Linked DNA regions of Homo sapiens: region 1 is linked to region 2. Evidence: read pairs that join two places in POLR2A ChIA-PET (ENCODE). Cell type or tissue: GM12878. All regions are shown on one strand. Each heading gives the region's core, and the rest is flanking DNA. Links, peaks and the distances in the headings are about the cores only.

Evidence for each region. Peaks named below come from ENCODE experiments on the same cell type or tissue, not always from the same donor. Only the 100,000 strongest peaks of a DNase experiment are listed, where the experiment ranks them.
Region 1: POLR2A ChIA-PET joins it to region 2 with 8 read pairs; 4 of 35 experiments call an interaction of 5 or more read pairs at or near these places.

What each region holds. Positions count from the first base shown.
Region 1 is chr5:158,749,739-158,754,142 of GRCh38, reverse strand. The region is part of intron 10 of EBF1 (EBF transcription factor 1); the gene reads left to right. Among named protein-coding and RNA genes, the nearest start is that of LINC02227, 340 kb to the right of the region's middle. RefSeq lists a silencer at 1,577-1,696. In GM12878, for the core only: no CTCF peak of the experiment used is centred there; a DNase peak (open chromatin) is centred at 1,632; H3K4me3 peaks cover 595 bases.
Region 2 is chr5:158,900,594-158,904,997 of GRCh38, reverse strand. The region is part of intron 6 of EBF1 (EBF transcription factor 1); the gene reads left to right. Among named protein-coding and RNA genes, the nearest start is that of EBF1, 200 kb to the left of the region's middle. In GM12878, for the core only: no CTCF peak of the experiment used is centred there; no DNase peak of the experiment used is centred there.

The sequences.
Region 1 (4,404 bases), core at 106-4,105, 150 kb after region 2:
CCAGAAGTTTACAGTTTTGACTAATAGAAGTATTAGTCAATGGGTAATACTTCAAGTTTGCCAAGTCCCAGCTTATAACTGGACCTTCATAAGCCAGCCTCATGTTCTAACAGTCAGAAGCACTCTAGACTTGCAACTTTAAACCCTAGTTAGAAAAAAAATTAGCAAATACTATATTTTAGCCAGAAAAAAAAAATCTAGGGCTACAACATTTTACCAGGGACTCATGTTAACATTTGGTCTACAACAACTTTGTTTATAGAATACTCATGCAGGTAAGTTTTGTGGTCGTCACAATCTGTCTGAAAGTAAACATTTTTGGAAGTAGAAATTTGAGAAAGCTATGGTGGTGCTATTTAGTAACATAGGCCATGGAGAATTTGGTCAATGAAGATCAACAACTTTGATGAAATAGTTTTTGCCTGAATAATGAATAATTTATTTTGCCTAACAGTCTACATTGCTAAAAAGGTGAAAGCAGTGGTCAATTTAATGAAGAAAAGTGCATTCACTCAAAGTTTTTGGCAGAAAGGAGAAAAAATATCTGGTTGATTGATTTCCTTATTTGCTTTCCAGCTGGTGGTTTTGGTGTGGTCGAGACACTTCATGGGGTTCCTGCCTTTAGTTATGCTAGTTGTAGCAGACCACTACCTTGAATCAAGAAAGCATGTTGGTCTAACTCTAAGATTATAGCCAGAACCCATCAGAGGGCTAGAATTTCTTTCCACTAAAAGTTCCTTTATAAATTCTTGTGTTTTGTTGTGTTTCTAGGTATATGTTTAAATGGTTTCAAAATTGATTGCTTTTAATAGTTCTTTTGTTGTTGCTGACAGTTGTGGAGAGAGTAAGATGGAGATACACAAAGCCTTTTCTTATTAACAGATTTCCTGTTATACATGTATTAAGATTGTCGGCTTCTACTCCGGTATCCTTTCCTTCTAGCTTGCTTCACCAGAGGGAGAAAGACTAGCTCAATTATATTATCCTGTTAGATTGCTTAAATCATGTTTAGATAAAAAAAAATTACTTTCTGCTTTCTTACTATAGTTCATGATTTCCATTTTGTAAGGCATCTTTTCTAAATTTTGTGCTTTATTATTTTTGCGGTGTTGAGCGAGCGAAAACAAACTCTAGTTCATAATTCACTTTAAAGAACATACCCTTTCTTTCTATTTTCTTGTTAAAACCAAATTGTGTGCAATTTGTAGGAAATTGAAACCACATTTTTCACTTAACTTTCCAAAATTAAAATTTATGGGGAAAAAGAAGCAATAAAACAGTTACAATCTGGTCATCTATAATTATCTGTGTGGTGTGAGCAGTTCCACATTTGAAAAATGTGACACGGATAACTTATCAAGATTTTACAACCGTGGGACATTTCACTTCTTATTTGCTGCATTGGAGCCAAGATCTCCACAAAATGCTGAAAGTTACCACTGTCAGTTTGAAAGTTACATGTGTGAAGAGGAGCTTTGAAATGTATAGAAAACAATGGACAGTATCTAAAAACAGTTGTTTTCCTCCCTCACTCAGTAACGAAATGTATTACAGTAAAAATTTGCCATTGTAGACTGTTCTTATTTCCAGTATTGTTCTTGATTTCAGTTACTTTAACATTCTCTTGTCACGCTCTACTGGGTAGGAGAAAACCACAGAACTAGTGAGATGAACCGTCTATTTCTGTTTATTGGTGCTGCCATTGCTGTCTTGGTATCTCCATTTCTAAAGCTTTCTGCATCTTTATAGATTTCCTAAGAAATGGATCCTTGAAGATATTCAAGTCCTAAGCTGTGCTTTTTTTTTTTTTTTTTTGGAATAAATACTTTTTCCCCTTTTAATCTTGCCATCTAATTGTTTCTAAGTTATAATAGTAAAAAGTTTTAGATTCTAAGAAATTTGATACTTCAATCCTAGTTCTTAATAGAGGGAAAGTTCATTTAACAATGGCTCCTTTGTGGAAATATAATCATATTTAGACAACTTGATGCAGCTGTGGTGAAGTCATTCATTTGTGTTTTCATTCAGTAAACTTTTATTGAGTATCTATTTAGTTTCACATCTTCTGTTAGAATCTAAATATAGAGTGGGGAACAAAACACTACAAATAGTACTGCACATAGTAATTATTCCCTTGAACCTTAGCATCATCAACATCATTCTAGATAAAAATGTATGGATGGACAGATCTTTGGCAGTATAAAAAAACCATCTAAAACCACTACAATCCTGAGTCTCGACTTAAGCTCAACTGAAATTGCACCCTTGCCTCAGCAACTTACAAATGCTCAAATGTTTTATAAATATTTTGGCCATGTCCATTTCTTTATTTGTAAGTTGATTCTGATCAATATTATCAGAATTTTAAAGATGTATTCATTTAATGGATAAGTACTTATTGTATAACGTAGTCTTCTAAGTGTTTTACAAATATTTAGCCCATTGAATCCCTGAACATCTCTATAGGGAAGGCACTTGACTGTCCTGATTCAACAGGTAAGGAGACTGAGACATAGATTAAGCATTTGCCAGAGTTACTCAAGTGGAGGAACCTGGCCAGACCGTCTGACTCCAGAATTCATCCTCTTAACTGTTCCACTGTACTCTTTCCTCAGTACTTTGGTATTTCTATAACTACGTATGTCTTTTAAAAGTGTGATGATCCCTGAGTGTATGACGCTTGGACACATCTGGTAGGATTCTGCAGACAGCTTACTCTGCCTGTAAGTGGAGAGGTTCCAAAGAGGCATCAGTAAAGGAGTCCCTGGCATGTGATGGCCCTCAGGTCATTATGAGCCAGGGGCAAACGCAACATGTGTCCTACCTTCCATTCATTCTAAGTTGTTCATTCGCCCGTCTCTCTAATACGTGCTTAGATATAAAAATAATATGTGCTAATTTAGAAAATTTAGAGAAAAACAGGATAGAATTTAAGGAGTTCAAATCATCCAATAGCCATCACCCAGAGTTGACCACTAAAAAGATTTTTGTATATTTCTTTCATATTTTTCTATACATAACAAATATATATGAACATTTTCTTCGTATTTGTGGTTATACTGTATATGTGTTTACACACACACAGTTTTATATCCTGTTTTTTTCACATAGCCTAATAAGCATTTTCCCACGCATTAAAATTTCTTCATAAACATGTTAATAGGCTGCATCATCTCCCACAGTGTGGATTTACTATATTTATTTATCCATTCACTATTGCTAGAAATTTAAGTTGTTTTATTTATACTCGTATAATGATACAATCTTTGCTCTTTTCTCTAACTTTGATGCTTTAAAAACCATAGTAATTTGTGGTAACTAAATGTTCTATCCCTTTATGAAGATTTTTTTTTAAATGCCCTAAATGATTTTTTTTTGCAAGTGGTAGATTTTTAAAAAAAACTTTTGAAATAATTTTTTCATATAATGCTTTTATTATTTGCACTATAAAATGATGCTATAAAATATAGAGTAGAAATAAAATATGCCCAAGTGTCCACATGAACTCACAATTAGTCTAGGAAATTATATCTAGCCGTAAAGTGAGAATATTAAAGCTCTTGTATCTATATTAATACAATCAGCCATACTTTTTAATGATAAGTATTTAATCTATCAGTCTCCTCTCTCTTTTTTATCACCCAGTTGCAAACTAGATTCATTTTGGATAATTACCTTTGGTACTAAATGTATATTATCTGCCCAGTTAGGAAATAGATCAGAGGGAATTCATAAATCAATAGTAATAAAGTAAACAGAGAGAATGGAATCTATTTCCTCTCTTATCATTTGTTTGAACCCATGCTACTAAAGACAGGGACCCTGTCTAATGGATGTCGGACAGAGGACCACAAGTAAACCCCACTGGGAACAGCTCTCCTTTAAGAATTGATCTGATATTTCAGGAAATATCTTATTGTTTGAATATTATAATGGTAGGTGCTTAATGACAACTACGATGCTTTGACTTCTGCTGTTTACAGAATTGATTTCAGTTTCTCTTTCAATGTTTTTGTATCTATTCCTGGATGCACCTCCTTTCTCTCCAACCTCTTTCTAGCCTTCATAAAACAATTTTTGACAGAGCATTAATGTTAGATTTACCAGTGTTATGCTAACCACAATCTCATTGTCCAAAGGGAGATAAAAATCCAGTGTCCCATACTGTTGACTACAAAAGAGGCTCTCTGTAGTTTCAATGTTGATGTCATCATGAGAAAAGATAATTCAATACTCAGAGTGGGACCTGTACCTCTACTTCAGCACAAACATGGGAGAGTTAGTTTACCTTGCCCAGACCTCTAAATATTCTAGCAGGCTAATGAAACTCTGAGAAAAGGTATGTCCAGCCTCCCTTGTTGATATGCTAAATCCAACAGCCAAGAAAATATTCCTGCCGTGTAA
Region 2 (4,404 bases), core at 130-4,129:
CACAGTGCCAGCAAGTGCCTTCTTTAAAGTCATTCAGCTGGCTCTAGAAGATGTTACAACACACTTCTTGTAGTAGGGCACATTGTTGTCTTAATGCTGGAGAATAACAAATTGAAATGCCACCTGAGCAGGCAGTAATATAAATGAACCGAGGAGGTGAGATTTGAGAAATGTATTAGGGAGTGGTGGGGACTGGGGCAGACCGGCGAGCATGTGCCTTGTATAAAGGGGAAGTCACCAATATACCAGGTCCCAGCTTTACCATAAGAGGAAGGCGGTTCTGTAGGGAGAGAGGGGTAAAGGTAGACTCAGTGGGCCTTTAGAAATGGGCCCATAAATGGATATTACCTTTCGAAAAAAGTCAAATTCAGTTCCTTTCTAATTTCGGTTCCCAACTAATAGCTGCTATGCAGGAATGTGGACCTAGTATTGCTGGATGTTTTATTTTCACAAAATGTGGGATATCTTGATGTTTCAGTGAATGCTCCCAATTAGTAAATGCTGACAATAAAACCAGAAAGGCTCTGTATCCCAAATAAAACAAAGGTCATGGGCTTAGAGTTTGTGAATTGTGCTTTGAAGTTTTGGGCTTGCAACACAAGAAAACAAGTAGGCTGTAATGAATGGCATTTAGTCCTGAGGCAGAGGCAAAGGTGGCAGCACACGTGGCTGGGAACTTGCTGTCTGCTGGGATCTGTCCTAAGCTCCAGGTGCATCAACTCATTGGATCTTCAGGTCCCCCTCTCAAGCAGGCACTGTGAGTAGGTACTATTTCTTCTCTGTTTTATAGATGTGGAAATTGAGGCTCCAGAAGGCACAGGCAGAATTTGAACTCAGATTGGCTCTGTGAGCTCTGAGGCACCACTCAAGCATTCCTTCCCCTTGCTTTGGTGGTGTGGCACCACAGGAAGTAATGTGAATTGGAGTCAGGGCCTTGGGTTTGGTTTTGCAGCTCCCCACTCCTTCTTGTCTTTTACCCTGAGCCTCTACTTCTTGCTGGATCAAGTGTTTTGTACCCTCCACCCCCTAGATTACCGGGTCTTTTACTCTGAGCCTCTACTTCTCCTTGTATCAAGTGGACATGATAGTACCTGCCCACTTTACCTCACGGGGTGGGGAAGGATTACCTCAGGAATATAAGCAGAAGAGTGTGGAAAATTGTAAAGTGCTCTGTCAACACAAGGAGAAGGAATATTGCTCATAATTAGAGAATACAGAGAGGTGAGATAGTAAAGCCACTGATTGTCTTTGGATCAAATACAATTAAATAGCAATCCCTTCTTGACTCTTCAACTCAATAAAGTGTCTATTTGTAGAAGTGGCTAAAACTGAATTCACTTTGAAAATTAATCAGCCACCACCAATGGCTGGATTAGCAGACTGCGTTTTTTTTTTAAGTGAAAAAGAACATAGCAGATAAAGAAATCTACCTTCCAAACAGAAGTTAACAGCCTAAGACCTGCCCATTGTCTGCCAGGCTCTTGACAGGAGGACAGAGCATGAGGGCACCCCACTGCTGGTGCCTTCTGTAACCCCTAATCAAGGGACTTCCCTTAGGAGAAGCCAGAGAGAAGAGAGGGGCCATTGCTGACCTGATTTGGAACTATTAATTGAAGTTGGCTGATAAGGGCACGTTCCTGACCCAGACACGGTGAGCATTTGAAGAGAAAAAGAAAAAAAGGGGCATGCAGAAAACATTTATGGAAAATACCCCAAGAATGATGCAGAAAGCTGTTTATGCATGTAGGCAGTGAGTAATCTTCTTATTTATAAATGAATGAGCTGACCCGGGGAAGGGGAGCTTTGTGGATTATAATCACAATCCAATGCGACAGGCTTCTTCGCTGAAGAGCTCTCCCCTCATTGACAGCCAAAGCCTTGCAGAATTTTTCCCCCTTTATACTGGAGTCTCAACCTAATGGCAGTGCTAATTTGTCCTCCAAAGTTTCGTGAACTGAAGGTCTTAGTTATTTTAGTTTACAAGATCTACTTTAAGGAAAATCTTTTGTGCCTGCTAGATGTTGTTCTTAACTTTCCAGCTTTCCCTTCTCCACTTTCCCCAGAGCCGTCCTTTGGCTCTACCCAGCAAAGTCTCTAACCGCACCTGTCAAAGAACCTTTCCTGTCTCTGGGCTTGGATTGGACACCCCCAGTTAGAACCCTTGCCTGCTCTTTTCTATCCACAGCTTTGTGTCCTTGGCCACCATGCTGAAATCTGTTGTCCCCATACGAGAAGCCTTTTGGGCTGGGCTCTGTGGCTCACACCTGTAATCTCAGCACTTTGAGAGGCTGATATGGGAGGATCCCTTGAGACCAGGAGTTTGGACCAGCTTGGGCAACATAGAGAGACCTTGTCTCTAATAATAATAATAATAATGATAATAATAATAATAATAATAATAAAATTATTCAGGTGTGGTGGTGCATGCCTGTAGTCCTAGATACTTGGGAGGCTGAGGCAGGAAGATTGCTTGATCCCTGAGTTCAAGGCTGCAGTGAGCTATGATTGCACCACTGCAACTGCATTGCAGCCTGGGACACAGAGCAAGATCCTATTTCTAGAAGAAAAAAAAAAAAAAGAAAAAGAAGCAGGCTTTTGGGCCTAATCGTACTTTGATCATGCCATGAATCAAGTCAGCTTGTGACTTGGGCATGGAGTTTCATCAATACTCTTGCTCAGTAATTGATAGGTAATTATTTTGAGGGTGGAGTTTTGATTGCATTGTGTGGTTGTGTCTCTACAGCCTCATGGGAGACATTGTTATTAGCTTCCTAAGAATTTCCTCTCCTTCTCGACAGCAGTAAAAAAATACATAAACAAGCACTTCTTACTCTCAGTAGATGGGAAGCAGTATACTGTCAAGTTAGGAGCATCAGAAAACTTCTGTTTTGTTTTTTTGTTTTTTGAGATGGAGTCTTGCTCTGTCGTGCCCAGGCTGGAGTGCAGTGTTGCAATCTTGGCTCACTGCAACCTCCGCCCCCCTGGTTCAAGTGATTCTCCTGCCTCAGCCTCCTGAGTAGCTGAGACTACAGGTGCATGCCACCAAACCCAGCTAATTTTTGTATTTTTAGTAGAGACAGGGTTGTACCATGTTGGTCAGGCTGGTCTCGAACCCCTGGCCTCAAGTGATCCACCTGCCTTGGCTTCCCAAAGTGCTGGTATTACAGGCGTGAGCCACCACACCAGGCCGAAAACTTGGTTTTGAGTCTTCTCTTCACTACTCACTCTCTGTGTAAACCGGGGGAAGTTACTGCATTCTCTATACCTCCCTTTTCATATCTCTAAAAAGGGGGTTAAAAGAATACCTACTTCATATAACTAACATATGCCTAGCATATACCCCAAATATTTCTTGGTAAGCTCTTAATAAATGTTAGCTATAATTATTATTATGGAAAATGCTTGTTGACTAACTGAACTTATCGCCAAATACTTTTGCTGTTGCAAAATAGTGCTCACATAGTGTTGGATGTTGAATGAAGAATGAAAAAAATGATTGAATGAGGGAATGAATGAACCAGAAGGCACAGATATATTCATTCATTTATTGTTGACTACCCATTGAGTGGCAGCTGAGGATGTAGCCAAGAACAAGACAAACACTATCCCTGCTGTCATGGACTTCAAGCCCAGAGAAGGCAGACAAATAATAGGAAAATTAAATAAATAATTAAGGCAATTTTTCAGACAGCAAGCTTTAGCGGTGCTTGGTGAACATGAGGACAATTACAGAGAACTAATGGTATTTATCCTACTGTCAACCCAATGGAGAAAGTAGGTTCAAATGTCTGATAAGATGTATGAGAGAGAGAAAGAATTGTTCTATGTTATTCCAAAGAGCAAGAATAACATCCATGTGGTAGAAGTTAACAAGGAAGATGATTTTAACTCTGGCTAATGAAGATACTTCTGGCTCAATAGTCCAGGAGTAGACTGACTGCCTTGAGGGCAGTGAGTTCATTATCAAAAGAAGAGCATAAACAGAATCTGAGGGACATTCTTGAGTAATATGTAAGGTTGCTTTGGATAATCTCTAAGGTTTTTTGTAGAGTAAAGATTCTAGGATTTGCTGTTCTCCAATTGACTAATGAAGAGATCTCTTAGGCTTTGGGATAAGAGAGACCACGTTTCAAGTCTAATTATTAATACTATCTGCGGGACCTTACTTATTTCCACTTTACTTTCCTCTTCTGTAGAATGGGTAGACTTATTTGGAATGCGGTAAGGATTACATTAACTGAGGCTTGTAAAGTACCTAGTGTAACGCCTGGTGCCCAATAAATGGCAGTTGCTGTTGCAGTTGATATTTTTATGATCATTGTTATTAGCATCAAAATTTGGGAATAGCTGTCTTAGTTCTCTGCTTCAGGGGATCCTCCCTGCTGAGGCAGTGACTAGGGAGCA